2 separate regions of the Mus musculus genome follow, and region 2 is linked to region 1. The links are chromatin contacts, found by Hi-C or POLR2A ChIA-PET in ENCODE. All regions are on one chromosome and are shown on one strand. The core of a region is the stretch at or near the end of the contact, and the rest is flanking DNA. Distances in the headings are between cores, read along the strand shown.

What was found. Hi-C counts contacts between places; a loop is a spot of excess contacts on that map. ChIA-PET counts read pairs that join two places held with the same protein, here RNA polymerase II (POLR2A).
Region 2: a loop to region 1 is called in a map of left cerebral cortex, with 4 times the contacts of the local background. The contact joins the promoter of Urgcp here to the promoter of Dbnl in region 1. A Hi-C loop is called at or near these places in 4 of 37 maps with a recorded cell type or tissue (gastrocnemius, heart and left cerebral cortex). POLR2A ChIA-PET finds 5 or more read pairs at or near these places in 4 of 5 experiments (Patski and embryonic stem cell).

The regions. Positions count from the first base shown.
Region 1 is chr11:5,785,297-5,790,290 of GRCm38, forward strand. It overlaps Dbnl (drebrin-like), which reads left to right and starts at 3,187. Exons shown (of 13, transcript NM_001146309.1): 1 at 3,187-3,346. The coding sequence starts at 3,264.
Region 2 is chr11:5,739,213-5,744,592 of GRCm38, forward strand. Urgcp (upregulator of cell proliferation) reads right to left here and starts at 1,964. Exons shown (of 6, transcript NM_178623.3): 1 at 1,885-1,964. The coding sequence starts at 1,898.

The DNA.
Region 1 (4,994 bases), core at 1,937-4,436:
GAGATCCAAAGAGTCTCCACAGAGGGTCATCGCCGTCGTCTTGTTTTTTACATGAGCTCTTACAACATAGTCCAGGCTGGCCATACCAAGAGAGAACAGGTATACCCATAACACCTTAACTTAGTCTTCTGATTTGATTTTAATGCTGGTTTATTCCCAGGGAATAGTGATTGGTGAATCAGAAAGTGGAGAGAAGAGAAAACTGCCACTAAAAGACTAGATAAGGCGTTTGAGAGCAAGGAGAAAGAAGTCCGCAGATCTAACACTTGAGAATCAGCCAAAGGAGATTGGTTTGCTTTAAAAGCACTCAGCTGGGCATGGTTATGCATACCTAGAACCTCAGTATGCAGGAGGAAGTGGAGGAAGGAGGTTCAAGGCCAGCCTCAGCCACATACGACTGTCCACAATAGAAGTTAGCCAGTGCCCGGGAGAGTACTGGTCTCAGCACTTCAGCAATGTCCTATATTTGCACACATTTAAGATGTCCTTACCACAGTCTCTTTGGGGGCTTAGTCTTTGTTCCTTGCTTCTCAGCCTATTGAGAGTTACTCTTTACATTTCTGCTTTTTAAGATTTTCTACTGAAGTGTTCTGCAAAGCTGTTACAACATGCTCCCTCCCAAGTTGCAACACCATGTGTTATGTGAAGTCATATACTTGAGCTTGGCAGCACACAGCACTTTGTAGATAATAACCTAGCCAGGAAATGGGCAGTTTCACATTAGAGGCCAGCAGAGGGGAAAGGCCTGGTCCAATATGGTATATTAGTGCTATAAGCATCCATACTTAAATCTTTCAAGCATTGTAGTTTATAACTCCACACAATCTCCAAGCCAGTCCTTGCTACTGGAGAATAAGTAGGAGGAAGAGTAAAAATTGGGCCCTCTGGTGTCCCAGTGTAAATTTTCTATAATTGACTGCATAGCTAAAATGAGCTTGTATACCAGCTAGACCATTTGCACAGTCTGTGCTCAGGCAAATCCTTTGGGTTCTCTGCCACTGAGAAGGGAGGGCCACCTACATCATGTTCCCCGGGCTCTGGTCAACCTAGGGGAAAGATTCTTGAGTCAAAAGTCTTATTTTGAAAATAAGCCATTGTGTGGGTGGTCCGTGCCACCCACATATGTATATATTATACTTCCAAGCCCAGTCCTAGGTCAGTAACTGAACAGCAAGCAGATCTGTAAAGATAACTGTGGGGTAATGTGACCTTTTTTCCCCTGGGTGGACCCTAGAGATCAGAGAGATGCATGGGGTTAAGTTGGTGGTTCTTCACGTTTGAGTCGCATATCAGATATCCTATATATCAGATATGTACAGTGCCATTCATAACAGTAGCAACATTGCAGTTATGAAGTAGCAATGAGATAATTTTAATGGATGGTGGACACAACATGAGAAACTATTAACGAGTCACAGCATTAGGAAAGTGGAGAACACTGGTTTAAGTGATCTGTGACAAATAAATGACTGTTGGGGCTGTGGGGATGGCTCAGTGGGAAAGTGCACTTTTCGCACAAGCTTGAAGACCTGAGTTCAAACACCCAGCAACTGCTTCAAGAGCTGGGTTTGGCTCTGTATATAGCATCAGTACTGTGGAGCGGCGGAGACAGGAGGATCACTGTGGTTTGCTGCCTACCAGCCTAGCTCCAGGCTCAGTAAGAGACCTGCCTCTAAGGAATAGGGTGGATAATGAAAGAGCAGGATACTTGACACTGTCCTCTGGCCTCCAACAGCACAGTAGTATGCATCTACCCTGGCCCATGTGCATATACCACACACATAATAACCTCTCTTGGAAGATTTGGGCTTGCTAGATGGAGCTGAAGTTTCTTCTTGTTTTTGTTTGTTTTCGGAACAGGGTTTCTCTGTATAGTTCTGGCTGTCCCTGGAACTCACCCTGTAGACCAGGCTGGCCTTAAACTCAGAAATCCAACTGCTTCTGCCTCCCAAATGCTGGGACTAAAGGCGTGCGCCACCACTGCCCAGCCAGAAGTTTCTTTTTTAATACTTTTTTGAGAGAGGGACTCACTTATAGCCAGTAATCCACTATGTAGACCAGGCTGGACTCAAACTCAGAGATCTATCTGCCTTTGCTTCCCAGGTTCAGGGATTGAAGTCATGTGCCACCACACCCATCTTATTTTTATATTGTGTGATTGTTTAAGTGCACCATGGCCATACCTAGTCCCAGCAGAGACTAGATGAGGGCTAGGGCTGGAGTTACAGAGGGTTGTGAGCTGCCACATAGGTGCTAGGAATCAATCCTGGATCCCCTGGAAGAGCAGTCAGTGCTCTTAACCACCAAGCCATCTCTCCAGCCCCTCCACCCCTTTTTTTGTCTTTGAGATAGGCTGGAACTCAACTATGTAGACCAGGCTTGCCTCTGCCTCCCCAGTGCTGAGATTAAATACACGAACAACACTTCCAGCCCCATTCTTGCAACATTTTAAATGTAACTTCGACCCCCACTGTTCTAGTTTCATTTCTGTTGCTGTGATAAAATGCCCTAGCTAAAAGCAGTTTAGAGAAGTAAGGGTTCGTTTTAGTTTACGACAACAGAGTATGGTCTCTCATAGGGACGTTCAGGCAACTGTCTGGAAATAGAAGTGAAGCACAAAGCAGGTTCTCTTCATTACCCCACTATCACATCAAATATTTCATTTTACTTTATTTAGAAGATCTAGGCAATGCCCAGGCCGGGCTAGAACTCAAGCTTCTGCCTCTGCCAGTTGCGCGCTAGGATCACAGGCTTGTACCTCTACGCCTAACACAGCAGATTCATGTTTTTTTCCTTTTCTTCTTTGGTTTTTCCAAACAGGGCTTCTCTGCCTAGCCCTCGCCATCCTGGAACTTGCGCTGTACACCGGGCTAGGCTGGGGTTGAAGGCGTAGCCATCATGTCCGACTATCAGATGAAATTTCCGAGGCGCCTGCGCGCATACAGCTTGCTCTTAAACAAAATACATTAACTAATGAGAGACGAACCAGCGTGAAGCTCTAAATCGAGCCCACGCCCTGCAGATGCGGACGAACGAGGACCTACGGGCAGGCCCGCCTCTCGTGGATCTTCATTCACCAGCACCCCGCCTCAACTTTACCCTCAGCCTAGCTCGCCTTCTCTCCACTTCCGCTTCCGGCCTCTTGGGCGCGGCTTCTGCACGTCAGAGGCGAGGCTTCCGGCCTCCGGGGCGGGGCTTCCGGCCGTCACTGGAGGCCGGCAGAAAGCTGAAGCTGCTGCATCGCGGGGACCGTGGGGCGTGCCATGGCGGTGAACCTGAGCCGGAACGGGCCGGCGCTGCAGGAGGCCTACGTGCGCGTAGTCACCGAGAAATCCCCGACCGACTGGTAGGCAGCAAGGCGGGGCCGGAGAGGCGCCAGAGCGGGAAGGTGGAGGTCGCGGCGTAGCCGTAGTATTGCAGGATCACCTGTCCACCTTCCTGAAGCCTAGCGAGATGCTACCCCACCCTCGCCACCGCCGTCCCCCCGGCGAGTACCCCCGGGCCTCTCCCCTGCCACCTAGTGGTCGGTCGGCTCTGCCCTGAAGATCTCTGCCTGGTTGTGCTTTCTGCTTTCCGCCAGGCTCTGCGTTTCTGGGACCTCACTGGACAAAGGGGTCCCGCGCAGTTCCCCAACTCCCTGGAAGGCGGAAACCACGTCTTCTAAACCCTGAGTTCAGGAAGAGACCTTGAAAGCGGCGTGAGCAGTGGGTTGAGGTCATGAGCTCACACAGGGCTCAGTCAAGGATGTCACAGGTCTGGGTCCCTGATTCTGGGACTGAAAATGGGATCCTGTCACCTGTTTGAGAAAAGGCTCCATCCTTCCTTCACCACCCCAGGAGCCATTACAGTACTGTGAACTAGATCTGAAGTTTCTGGAGTGGCCCTGCTGAGCCCTCTTAGGTTTCTGCTACATGCATACCAGTCTATAGTAATTCTCTTTCACTTTCCGTTTACTTAACATGCTTCCGTTAGCCAGTTTTTAGTGCTTCAGTTTCTCAGACATCTGATGAGTATGGCAGGTGGACAAATTCTGGGGAACACAAACTGGACTTTGGAGTTCTGGTGGGGCCACCACTACCCTGTGGTCAGCACTGAGGGGCGCTATACTGAGTTTGCCTGTGTTGAGTCTTCCCTGGAGACTTCCCCTATTGCAGAACTCTGGCCAATCATCTCTTCTGTTCTACTGTGTTGTCTCTCCTCTTTATCTTTTGGCCCTCTAGTCGTCTCAGAACCATCACTGTTTGGGGAATACCTCACAACCTAGCTAGCAGTGCCCTTCACCCATGCTTATAACTCTTCACTGACCTTGCTTGCTTTGCTTGCTTGCTTGCTTTTGAGACTGTGTAGCTCTGGCTGGCCTGGAACTCACTGTGTAGACCAGGTTGGCCACGATCTCACCTGTGTCTGTCTCCCGAGCACACATTGAGCCTCCTACTAGAATCATCTGCTCCACCTTGGTCTGACATTGTCCTGCCTCATCCACCCATTGTTCCTTCTGAGGGTGCAGATCTTGCTCTTTCCCCATACACTGTTCATCTGCCCCAGCAGCCATGCTACTGCCCAGCTTCCTACAGTACTGTATGCAGACGGTGCTGCCACTCCAGTTGAACGAGCCTCTGGCCTCCACCCTCACTGTCACAGCCATTTCAGTAGTCACTCAGCAAGATTTTTGTGGCAGGTCCCCACTCGCTAGCTGAGAGAATATCTGGGCCATCTTAACTTCCCTGCCCATAAATGCAGTGTCTTCCTGTTGCACTTTAGTAAAGCCCAGACTCTTACCCTGTCTGCCCTGGTTCCTGTTGCCCCTCCTGCTTACTACTCTGGCCACACCTGTTGACCACCCTTGTACCAAAGTCTTTCTCTTCCTCAAAACTGCAAGCTAGTTCCTCATCAAACAGAACCTCTGATCTTGCTGCTTCCCCTGCATGGAACATACATATACATCATCTTGATTGCTTCTTGTCCTTTATGTCTCTATGCTAGGGTTGTCTTCT
Region 2 (5,380 bases), core at 714-3,213, 47 kb before region 1:
CTCAAGACACAGTGGATTATGGGTCATCTCTCAAACACATCTTTTCTTTCTTTGACACTATGCCTAGCACATCTGTAAGGTACTCAAAACAAGTTAAGAGTTTTTTTTTTCTTTCCTCTCTAGTTCTATCATAGATCACTGACACTGCTACTTAGCAAAAAAAAAAAAAAAAAAAAAAAAAAAAAAAAAAATCAAATGTAGAGACACCCCTCCCCAGAACAGCTCCTTCCATTTCTGCCATGTATTGATCTATATTTGCTCTCTAAAACACCTAATATAGTAGTGTATGCATATCAAAGTAAGCATAGATTTCTCCTTAAATGGAGTATACTAAAAGTTTTGTGACCTCAGTTTTGTTAATAGACACCCCTTAGGAAATTACAGATTACTATTAATATTACAAATTAATTGGATCACTCACAACTAGAATCGCAAATATTAATACCACCTATATATACAGACCATGGTTCAGGCATTACACTATTCTGTTATCAGACAATACCATAATTCTGTGGGTCCAGGCACACAGAATTATTAATCCTAGGAGATCCTCCTCCAACCCCTGTCTACAAAGCAGTGTGTTTAGACACAAAATGTACTAAGCTGTCTTACAAGCCTAATGGCAGCTGCCACAGGCTCAAACACTGCCTTACACTTTCCTATGAGGCTGGGCAAGAATGTAGAGGGACCTTGGCCCTCTGGGTCCAAAGCCTGGCCTGCCCAGGATGGATCACAGTTTATTCTCCTTATGAGCTCAAAGTACTGGATACCCAGCTGGCATTGAAAAAGGCCTGGTCTCAGAAGTGCCTGCTTGCCCTCGAGCCTAGAAAGGCATTAGGCAGGTGGAAATTGCCCATGATCTGACTGGCGCCTGCAGGCCTGGATCAAGTTCAGATTGCTTCATTCACCTTCATTCAGACCACTGTACCGAGCCAAATCACTCCCTAGCATAGTGAAGTCTGCCTTTGTGGGAGAGCTAACTTCTACATGCTTCCCCCAGAAGTCCTCCTGCACCTGTAAGTCTTCTAACTGCAATGATACACAGCGTGGGCTGCTACCAGTACTACTGGGTCTGAGACCCTCTGAATGATGGCGTACAGTCAAAAAGATGTTTACCACCTATAGCGATGACCTTGAGACCCATTTTCCTTTCTGTGACATAAAAGCATTAGTCCAATCATGTCATTTCAGATCTCATAACCAGTAAAATCAAATCAAACGGTAGTAATGAACTGTTGAGAAAATGAGAAAAAAATACAAACTATGTGTCACTATATAATTTCCTAAGAACACTATTTGGGAGAGAGAACGAGCACTAGGAAAGAGGTAATACCAGAACAAGTGTAGCCATCCCACAGAAGCACCCCCACCCCCACCCCAACACAGGCAGTCTTAGATCCCGAATCCGCTTTTTCACTCTGGACAAGGGTCCAGTCCAGCTGAGCCCCACTTGCCCTGACGTGGGACAGCCTGGGGATGTCCCCTAATGACTGTGAACCCAAGCATCAACTTCCAACGCAAGCAAGTCTAAACGCCAGAAACACACGTCAGGCCTGCTAAGCCGCTCTGCGGCCTCAGCCGAGCCCTAGGACCCCGAGTCCCCTCCCGCAGCTTCCTTGCTGCCCCTCTCCAGAACCCGTTTCTCCGGCCCTGACCGGCCGCTGTCCTGGCTGGTCCTGCCCGCGGCCCTGCCGGGAGACCCTGGCCCGGCTACGACCGCCCAAGGTCGGCGGGGGAGGCCGCGGGTCGTGGACAGGCACCTGGCGGGACAGAGTCAGCCGGGGTCCGGCCGAGGCCAAGGGGGCGCCGGGTGGTGGACACGCACAGTTCCGCCCGCCCCTCGCCCAACAGGCGCCCCCCGCACACCCGGAGCGCCTCACTCACCCCGGCGACGCCATGAGCGCAGCGGCCTGGGCGCTCCCGCCTCCTCCGCTGCTTGCGCGGCTGCCGCCGGGCGCCGGGGAGGGGCCTGTAGGCCGCCCCCGCCCGCTCCGTTAGGGCGTCGGGCGCCGTGGGCTGAGCTCAGTGGAGGGCAGGCGGGCGCCTGGGGCGAGGGAGAGGACGCCCTGGGCCCAGAGCACTACCTACGGCAGCCACCGGCCAGGCCGGCCCGCTGCCCGGAGGCTGGAACTCACCTGCGGAGCCAGACCTGCCCTGGGGCCACTGACAGCTGCCAGACTGCTGGACACCACCCTCTAGTCCCCGCATTCTGATGTTAATTTCTGTAAGAAACGCACTTTCCTCTACCTCTGGGGTGTACAGTGTTGCTGTTCTAAAGGAAAACAACATCTCTCCTGCTACTAGTTCGCAGCGGGGTGGAGTAATGTTGGCCTCTGAGCTGGTTTCCCACTTTTTTTTTAAGTGTGTATATTAAGCCTTATCTTGTATTACATAGAAATAAAAAGTTTAGAACTTGTGCAGTGGGGTTTCCCAGAATCACCTACAAGCTATGAATATTTAGGCATGTAAAATTTTGAGGCTTGGTTCCAGCCCCTGCTAAATTAGTTTCAAAGACAAATTATATCTTTTAAGAGAAAATACCTAATTTAAAGAAACAAACTCTGGACTATGCAGTGCAAACCACTGCTGGTGGCATTTTTGTGTTATCACATTAAGTTGTTTTTTCAATTTATTTTTTTCATACAGTGCATTTTCCTTTCTGTGACATAAAAGCATTAGTCCAATCATGTCATTTCAGAACTCATAACCAGTAAAATCAAATCAAACGGTAGTAATGAACTGTTGAGAAAATGAGAAAAAAAATACAAACTATGTGTCACTATAATTTCCCTTCCCAGCTCCTCCCCACCTTCCTACCTTCAAGTTCTTTTTCTTTATTTTCATTGAGACAGGTTCTCTGTTTAACACTGTCCTGCCAAGAGCTTGCTGTGTAGACCAGGATGGCCTTGAATTCATGGAGTTCCACCTGCCTGCTTTTTCTCCAGAGTGCTGAGATTAAAAGTGTGCACCACCATGCGGGGCAGGGCCCAACATTGAGATAGTATTCTCTTCACCACTAAGAATATTAAACACCGGGCTGGAGAGATGGCTCAGTGGTTGAGAGCACTGAATGCTCTTCCAGAGGTCCTGAGTTCAAATCCCAGCAACCACATGGTGGCGCCCAACCATCGGTAATGAGATCTGACGCCCTCTCCTGGAGTGTCTGAAGACAGCTACAGTGTATTTACAGATAATAAAATAAATAAATCTTAAAAAAAAAGAATATTAAACACCAAAGAGATTATAAAGCACCGAAGAGATAATTGAACAATTTGCCCATCGACCAGAACACCTAGGCTGGAAACTGGGCTCTGCCTACTTACTAGCTACAGTTGCCCAGATAAGACAGGAGCTCTCCAGGGCCACCACTCCTCATTCTCTTCTTCTCTGAGGGCTAAATAAATGAATACTCCTTTAGTACAGGTTCTCTTTCAGTACTTGAATCCAGTCAGTGCTTCTGGACATTCTTGCCCTCTTCAGGAAAACAAAAGCTAACAATTACTTGAGATGTTCAGAAGACATCAGAGAGCTACCCAGGAAAGCTGACAAATGGAAAGTTCGATACAAAGTACAAATCCAGAAGAAAGGGTGAGAAAGGTTGAGGACTGGGCAATCATAAATGGCTGGATTCAAGGCAGTAATGATCGCCACTAGAGAAGGCCAGACTAAAGCAAGTTTAAAAAACCAAAACAAGCAGGGCGGTGGTGGCCTCGCCTTTAATCTCAGCACTTGGGAGGCAGAGGCAGAGGCAGAGGCAGAGGCAGAGGCAGAGGCAGAGGCAGAGGCAGAGGCAGAGGCAGAGGCAGAGGCAGAGGCAGAGGCAGAGGCACAGGCAGGTGGATTTCTGAGTTCAAGGCCAGCCTGGTCTACAAAGTGAGTTCCAGGACAGCCAGGGCTACACAGAGAAACCCTGTCTTGAACACCCCCCCCCCCAAAAAAAAACAAAACAAAACAAAACAAAAACCTAAATTGATGTGCAAAAGGAAGCCTCTTCCGCCAGGCTGTGGTAGTGCAGGCCTTCAGTCCCAGCCCTCAGGGAGCAGTGTCCCACACCACACATTGGACCAAAGGAAGCCTGTCCCCAGTTGGTTTTTGACTGGTCAATAAAGTTTCCGGTGGCTGATGACTGGGTAGGAAGACAGAGACAGGACTTTTAGGATTCCCAGGAAGGGAAGGAGGAAGAGGAGATTCCTCCAAGACCGGAGTGTAGGAGACGGACCACTCTGGAAAGGCGCAGGAGGGTGAAACAGCTGACATGTAGGTTCAGGGGAAAGCAGCCATAGGAGGGCTGCCTAGCAGGGTCCTGGGCAGCGAAGATGAAATATAGATTTAGTAAGTATTAACTCAGGGATACGGGAGGGAAGTGTGTGTGTTAGCCACGTGGAATAAGGGAGTGGCTTGGCCATTGAGCTGTTTAAGGTTATTTAAGATATAAGGCTGTGTGTGTGTGTGTGTCTTTCTTTCAGGAATCCAGAACATTGGGGCAATAGCGGCATGCGTACCCGCCAGAAAGTATAGAGCAAATTGACAAACTAACACTTCACCTCCTCGCCTCCCTTTACTAGTCGCTGCTGTCTGTGAAGGTCTCAGAGACACCCCGTCCTACATTGCCAATCTACAGAGTGAGTTCTAGGCTAGGCAGGCCTATACAATGAAACCCTGTCTCAAAAAATAAGGCAAAATAGAAATAAGTAAACCATCTCATATTATCAACTTAATTTATAAATCTTTATTTTTAAATGTTGCTTAATCTGCCTGGTTCTGCCTTCTTCAGTGCTAGGACTGAGGAATGCACAACCTCTCCCAGGAGTTTGTTTTGTTTTAAATTTTTCCTTAAAGATTTTTAAATTCATTTTTAATGAAGTATGTGTATGTGAATATTTACACATGATTGCTGGTGGCTGTGGAAACCAGAGGTATCGTATCCCCCTTATCTGGAGTCATAGGTTGAGAGCTACTGGACACAGTGCTTCAAACACAGCTTGGGTGTTCTGCAGGTGCAGTACTCTCAACTGCTGAGCCATCTCCTCTCTCATGCCCTCTTACTGCATTCTTAAGATTTATTATTTCTTATGCATGTGTGCTTTGCCTGTATATATGTCTGTGTTCCTACATGAGTGCAGTGCCCACAAAGGCTAAGAGAGAGCATTAGGTCCCCTGGAACTAGAGTTACAGATGGTTGGTTATAAACTGTCATGTGGGTGCCAGAAACACAACTCAAGTCTTCTAGAAAAACAGCCAGTGCTCTAGACTGCTGAGCCAGGTCTCAGACCCTTGTCTTAATGATGACTATTGCCTAGACAACAGAGACACATAATGCCATTCATTGAAAACAATGTATCCCATTTTTTTACATCTCATTTAGAGTAAAATGAAAAAA